2 separate regions of the Homo sapiens genome follow, and region 1 is linked to region 2. A link is a contact called in ENCODE Hi-C or POLR2A ChIA-PET data. All regions are on one chromosome and are shown on one strand. The core of a region is the stretch at or near the end of the contact, and the rest is flanking DNA. Distances in the headings are between cores, read along the strand shown. Region 1 overlaps NUP153 (nucleoporin 153). Region 2 overlaps LOC102724591 (a long non-coding RNA gene).

Region 1 (2,700 bases), core at 142-2,641, 49 kb before region 2:
AGGTGGAGGTTGCTGTGAGCTGAGATTGTGCCACTCTACTCCACCCTGGGCAACAGAGTGAGACTCTGTCTCAAAAAAAAAAAAATGTATGTAAGGCCTTTGGATACACCCTTTGGGTGGAGATACGGATTTGGGGTCATTAATCCATAGTTTTGATATTTGAAGTCATGAGAGTAGAGTTGAGTGTGTTCACTCAAGATGGCCTGAAATGAAAGTCCGCTAACTTACAGGGAGTGGCAGGAATAAAGCTTTTGAACAGTTAATCTTTTAAAAAGGTGCAACCAGAAAGGAAAAACAAAAACTACATGGCACTGGTTGCTTCAGAGGAAGATGGATTTCAAAGGAACAGGATCAGAGGTCTCAATAAAAAAGCTGTTACTCAAGCAAGAGATGGGTTAGTGGTGGGAGTAATGGGGGGGGTTCATGAACCAGAATAGCAGTAGAAGAGTCAGAAATTGATTGAAATAGATTTGAGAAAAATGTAGAGGAGGAGGAGTATCCAGCCAAGCTAACCAAGTAAGACAGTGGAGTCACCAACTAAGAGACTACAGTGACAAGCTCAGAAGTGTAGATTGCAGGTGTAGATTAGGAAACTGTTTTTTGGGGATTTAAAAACCACTGGAGTAAATGAGAGTTTGTGAGGACAGTGGGCCAAGATGGAACCCCAGGGAGCAATTTGGTTGGCAAGATGGAAGAGAACATACCTATAAAATGTAGAGATCAGTTAGGTAACTATGGAAGAGGTGGCGACAGTTGTAGGCCATCTAGAGAAGTAGGAATACCAGAATGAATGGCTTCACTGTCAGCACTATATTTTGGGCCTTACCAAGCCGTTCTTCCTGTGCCACCTCTCCCACAAACATGCTAGTTTTGCTTAAGATTTGTCACCTCTGTGTATCCTTTTCCTGCCTCTTAGTCATTTCTTCCTTCTTTGCACACTTGTTTTAGGTTGTCACTTGGTGATGGTGCCACTGTGCTTTTATTTTCCCCCTTTAAGACCATGAGCATCTTACAAGTTAAGCAACATTTTATTCATCTTTAATGTCCCCAGAACCCAAGTATATTATGATGCTTAATAAATGTCTGTTAAATGGCTAGCATGTAACAAATGTCAGGAATGTAGTAGGTGTCAAGTTAGATTGTGAAGTGGATGTGAAGTAGATGCACTTCTGTGCAAAAGCTATCATTCAGAGGCAGAGATCTATGCTTTCAAATCTTGAAATTCATATGGTCTGTGGCTGTGTATTTTATATGTTAGGATATTGCCTACAATTTACATCTTATGTCTTAGAATGCTTGCTGCTTTGAAGAAATTTGAAAAAGATTCTTAAGAAAAATTTAGTCTTTGAGCCCCTAATTTGCGAGCATGATTTTTTTTCTTAAACCACAGCAGTTCAAACATGTGGTTAAGGGGGAGCTCACCAGTGAGCAAGGTGATTATGAGCTGCTCATTTATAAGGTTAAAAGAAATCATTTATAAGGTTAAAAGAGAGGTCTATTCTTTTTTTTAAACAATGTAAATATGAACAGTTGTCTATTTCTGGCACATTCTGTGTTTTAATAGGAAATATTATTAGAAACTGAACACTTAAACTTAGCAGTGCCATTAAGATACTGACATACTGTAAATTAAAATTTTCATGAAATCTCCCCCCACTCCCCGTTTTTTTTTTTTTTTTTAGGAAGTTCAGTACCTGCTTCAAGTAGCAGCACTGTACCTGTCTCTCTGCCTTCTGGAGGCTCTCTAGGATTGGAAAAGTTCAAGAAACCCGAGGGAAGCTGGGACTGTGAATTGTGCCTAGTGCAGAATAAGGCAGACTCTACCAAATGTTTGGCATGTGAAAGTGCAAAGCCAGGCACAAAATCTGGGTTTAAAGGTAAGGCCAAAAAAATAAAAATAAAGGTGATGGTAAAGCGCCTTTTTGTAAGGCCATTTAAAAATGAAGTATTTGAGAACAGCTTCAGTGTTCACTCATTCTCTCTTGAAAATTAATATAAAATGAGATTATCCTGAGATGTTTTAGTTATATCTGTTTCTGAATATTGTAAGGTCATATTAGTTGCTTGTCAACAGTGAGGTATCTTTTCTCCAGGTGGGAAAAAAAATTTCTTGTGTCATTGAGCCTCAGAGAGTTTTTGTTTTTTGTTTTTAACTGCTAGCCCCCTAGGTGAACTGTTCTTTGTTTTTTTGTTTGTTTGTTTTTTTGTTTGTTTGTTTGTTTGTTTTTGAGACAGTTTTGTTCTTTTGCCCAGGCTGGAGTACGGGGGCGCGATCTCTGCTCACTGCAATCTCCGCCTCCCAGGTTCAAGCAATTCCCTGCCTCAGCCTCCCAAGTAGCTGGGATTACAGGTGTGAGCCACCGCGCCCAGATGAACTTACTGACTTTTATTTGACTGGGAATACACCTCTAAATTAAAAGCGATACAGGCTGTGGCTTTGGTTTCCCAAAGTAGGTCCCAGGAAAAGAACTCTTAATATTTTACTATATAAGTACAAAGGAAGACTCCCTCAAAGTAATTAATCCTAAACTAACTGGAGGCCAGATTTTTGTGTTTTTTTTGAGATGGTGTCTTGCTCTGTCGCCCAGGCCGGAGTGCAGTGGCCGATCTCTGCTCACTGCAAGCTCCGCCTCCTGGGTTCATGCCATTCTCCTGCTTCAGCCTCCCGAGTAGCTGGGACTACAGGAACCTGCCACCACG
Region 2 (3,023 bases), core at 232-2,731:
GCTGCCTTCCAGTTTCAAGCGATTCTCCTGCCTCAGCCTCCCAAGTAGCTGGGATTACAGGCGCCTGCCACAACGTCTGGGTAATTTTTGTATTTTTAGTAGAGATGGGTTTCACCATGTTGGCCAGGATGGTCTCGAACTCCTGACCTCGTGATCTGCCCGCCTTGGCCTCACAAAGTGCTGGGATTACAGGCGTGAGCCACCATGCCTGGCCTATTATTTTATTTTTTGAGATGGGGTCTCGCTCTGCTTCCCAGGTTGGAGTGCAGTGGCATGATCATGGCTCACTGCAACTTTGACCTCCCCAGGCTCCGGTGATCCTCCCACCTCAGCCTCTCAAGTGTCTGGGATTACAGGTAAGTGCCACTATGCCTGGCTATATTTTTGTGTGTTTTTTTTGTAGAGACGGAGTTTCTCCATTTTGGCCAGTTTGGTGTCGACCTCCCGGGCTTAAGCGATCCACCCACCTCAGCCTCCCAAAGTGTTGGGATTACAGGCGTGAGCCACTGTATCCAGCTTGTGATATACTTTTAATAAATTTCTCTTAAACTTAAATTAGCAAGTGCTTGTTTATCATCCTTCCAATTAGAGAACCTGGATTCGGCCATTAGGAAGTCAAGGGTGGCATTCATTGGGAAGTTTCATGGGGTGAGAGGTGAAAGGCTGGCTGATGGGGGAATGGAAGTGAGAAGTAGAAATAATTGCATTCTAATCTTTAAGGAGTTGTTTTTTGGGGGAAGAGAAGCTGTTAAAGAAGTAGCGAACTATTTTTAACCACGCTTGAACCCATCGTTTGATAGGGTGACTGAAAAGAGAGTTCCTGAAACTTGGGCAGCCATAAATCTATTGTTTTGTTATGAATTTCTCTAATTTTTAGTGAGATAAACTTACTTTTAGTTTATCAACATATTTCAACTATTCTTACTAGTCATATATGGCAACCCTGCCCCAAGATGTCACATTGGTCTCTAAAGTGTTTCCTTCAGAGTAAGGTTCATCTGATTTGATACACTGATAGGAAGCAAGTTGTAAAAAATAAAGCCACTACGGAAGGCTTCTTTTGTAAATAAGATACCCAAGCACCAAATCAATGATTACACTGAAAAATAACTTGATTTTGGTACTAACTTTTGGAAATACACATAAAATAGGCTTTCTCTTCTCCAGCCTAACGTGGATTGAATTGCTATACTGTGTAATGATTTTCTGCCCCCTAATGGTTGTTCAAAAGCATTAAGAAATTTGTCATCTGCTTGAAAACATTTTCTATTATAAGAAAATATTTTCTTTATAGCACATTTTTAATTTTATTTTAGGAATTCGAAATGACTTAGAAATGTGTCATCATTCACAAGAGGCCCGTGTTACTCTTAAAAATAGGCCGATCTCATAAAACAACTGCGAACCTCATTATATAATGTGAACAGACAGGATTTTAGGCAACCAGTAGGTGGAGGAATTTCCAAAGCTAAGAACACCACAGGCTCCAAAACCCAACTTCAGAGCTGAGGGCCTTAAAGTAATCTGTTCAGCCTTCTCCGCTTTATACTAATAGAAGACTGTGGAGCAGCTCTGAGATATATGCTCATAGAAGTACATCGCCCATGATATTCTGGCAAAAGGAAAGACTATTTTAGATTAGGATTGGATTTTACTTGTGAAATATGAGATTGGGGCCAAGAGAAAGCATTGCTTTGGGTAGGGATAGCATGAGATTAAAAAACTGAAAATAAGTCGAGTGTGTGAAGAAAATGACTGTGACATACGAGAGGAAGGAAGCCAACAAGAGAGTGCCGTGGGTAGATGCTAGAAAGGGTGACATCATGCAGAAAGGTCAGGGAGGGAGGCTGAGTTTGGCTTTGGTCCAGTCAGCAATAGAAGGCTATTATGAAAGACAAACGTAAATATTTGTAAAATATAGTGTTGGTACAAACAAATATAAAAAAACATTGAGTTGCTTCTGCTGCTCCTTCCTTTTTTAGACCTGGAAACAATGAATCCAGAGGGAACAGCCACAGACGCTCCTGAGCACGTCAGTTTAGGCCTTCTGTGCCTAACGCAATTTCTTCCCTTAGAATTTGACCCTTGCCTGTGTCACCCAGCACTCATCCCATACCTCCTCCTGACCTCCCTGCAAGGTGGAGCCCACCAACCTGATCGCTGATCTTACCCTCCTCGTTAAGACTTACTCTATTACATCATCTTATCATTGACATGAAGTGGAGACCCAATGCCTGGCCAGTCTGAAGCTGTACACACGTAGGACATTAACTGAAACCTCAACTAAACCTCATCAAATTCCCACTTACTCTGGCTCCCCTTTCTCTATTTTTTAATTAAAAATTTTTGTATTATTCCTATTCTATTTTCCTGCAAACAGAGGCCCCCCTTCTTCTTGCACTCAAAAAATTCCACAATTCTCCTGGTTTCTTCATTTTCCCTCTTTTCACAGGCCTATATACTCTTCCATGTTTAATATCCTGGCTCATTTTATTCTTACTAACCATGAGAACTTATCTTTTTTATTCAATAGACTGTCCTCACTCTTGATCAATTTTATGCACTTAAATAGGCCATGTCATGTTTTTGCACATCAGACTGGAAAAATGACTAAGAGAGGTGGTATCCAGAGTTGACGAGGTTTGGAGAAAAACAGGTTCAGTCATTTGTGGAAGTATAGGCTTAGACATTTTTCGAAGGATAATTAGGCAGCATCCACCCAAATTCAGAATATCTGAGCCTTGTGAATCCTTAATCCTTTTAGAAATCTACCTTACAGAAATATGAGCACTAGAATAGAGCAATACAAGTCAAGCGTATTTCCTGTAGGATTATCTACAAAAGCAAAACAAAGAAAATAAATGAGACAGCCATCAAAAATTCAAAAATTAGAAACCAGAATGATAATACTTTTTTTCATTTAAAACAAGGAGTTTAAACAAGATGCTTAACTTGAAGGGAAAACTAGGATTCTTTGTTTTAGAGTAATTTATCCCTAAAGACAGATTGCCCTACACGTAACA

What was found. Hi-C counts contacts between places; a loop is a spot of excess contacts on that map. ChIA-PET counts read pairs that join two places held with the same protein, here RNA polymerase II (POLR2A). Pooled maps may share reads with other maps.
Region 1: a loop to region 2 is called in a map of naive thymus-derived CD4-positive, alpha-beta T cell, with 5 times the contacts of the local background. The contact joins two enhancer-like sites. A Hi-C loop is called at or near these places in 4 of 168 maps with a recorded cell type or tissue (CD4-positive, alpha-beta T cell, CD8-positive, alpha-beta T cell, breast epithelium and 1 more) and 6 of 50 pooled maps. POLR2A ChIA-PET finds 5 or more read pairs at or near these places in 5 of 52 experiments (AG04450, GM12878, activated T-cell and 2 more).

The regions. Positions count from the first base shown.
Region 1 is chr6:17,631,827-17,634,526 of GRCh38, reverse strand. NUP153 (nucleoporin 153) reads left to right here. Exons shown (of 22, transcript NM_005124.4): 17 at 1,683-1,877. Among named protein-coding and RNA genes, the nearest start is that of FAM8A1, 33 kb to the right of the region's middle. RefSeq lists a silencer at 943-1,143. Within about 2 kb of position 1,391, at least 3 of the 41 ENCODE cell types and tissues checked have a DNase peak (open chromatin) inside an H3K27ac peak, as active enhancers do.
Region 2 is chr6:17,582,774-17,585,796 of GRCh38, reverse strand. It overlaps LOC102724591 (a long non-coding RNA gene), which reads left to right. Exons shown (of 5, transcript XR_007059485.1): 5 at 1-6. Among named protein-coding and RNA genes, the nearest start is that of FAM8A1, 16 kb to the left of the region's middle. Within about 2 kb of position 1,481, at least 9 of the 41 ENCODE cell types and tissues checked have a DNase peak (open chromatin) inside an H3K27ac peak, as active enhancers do.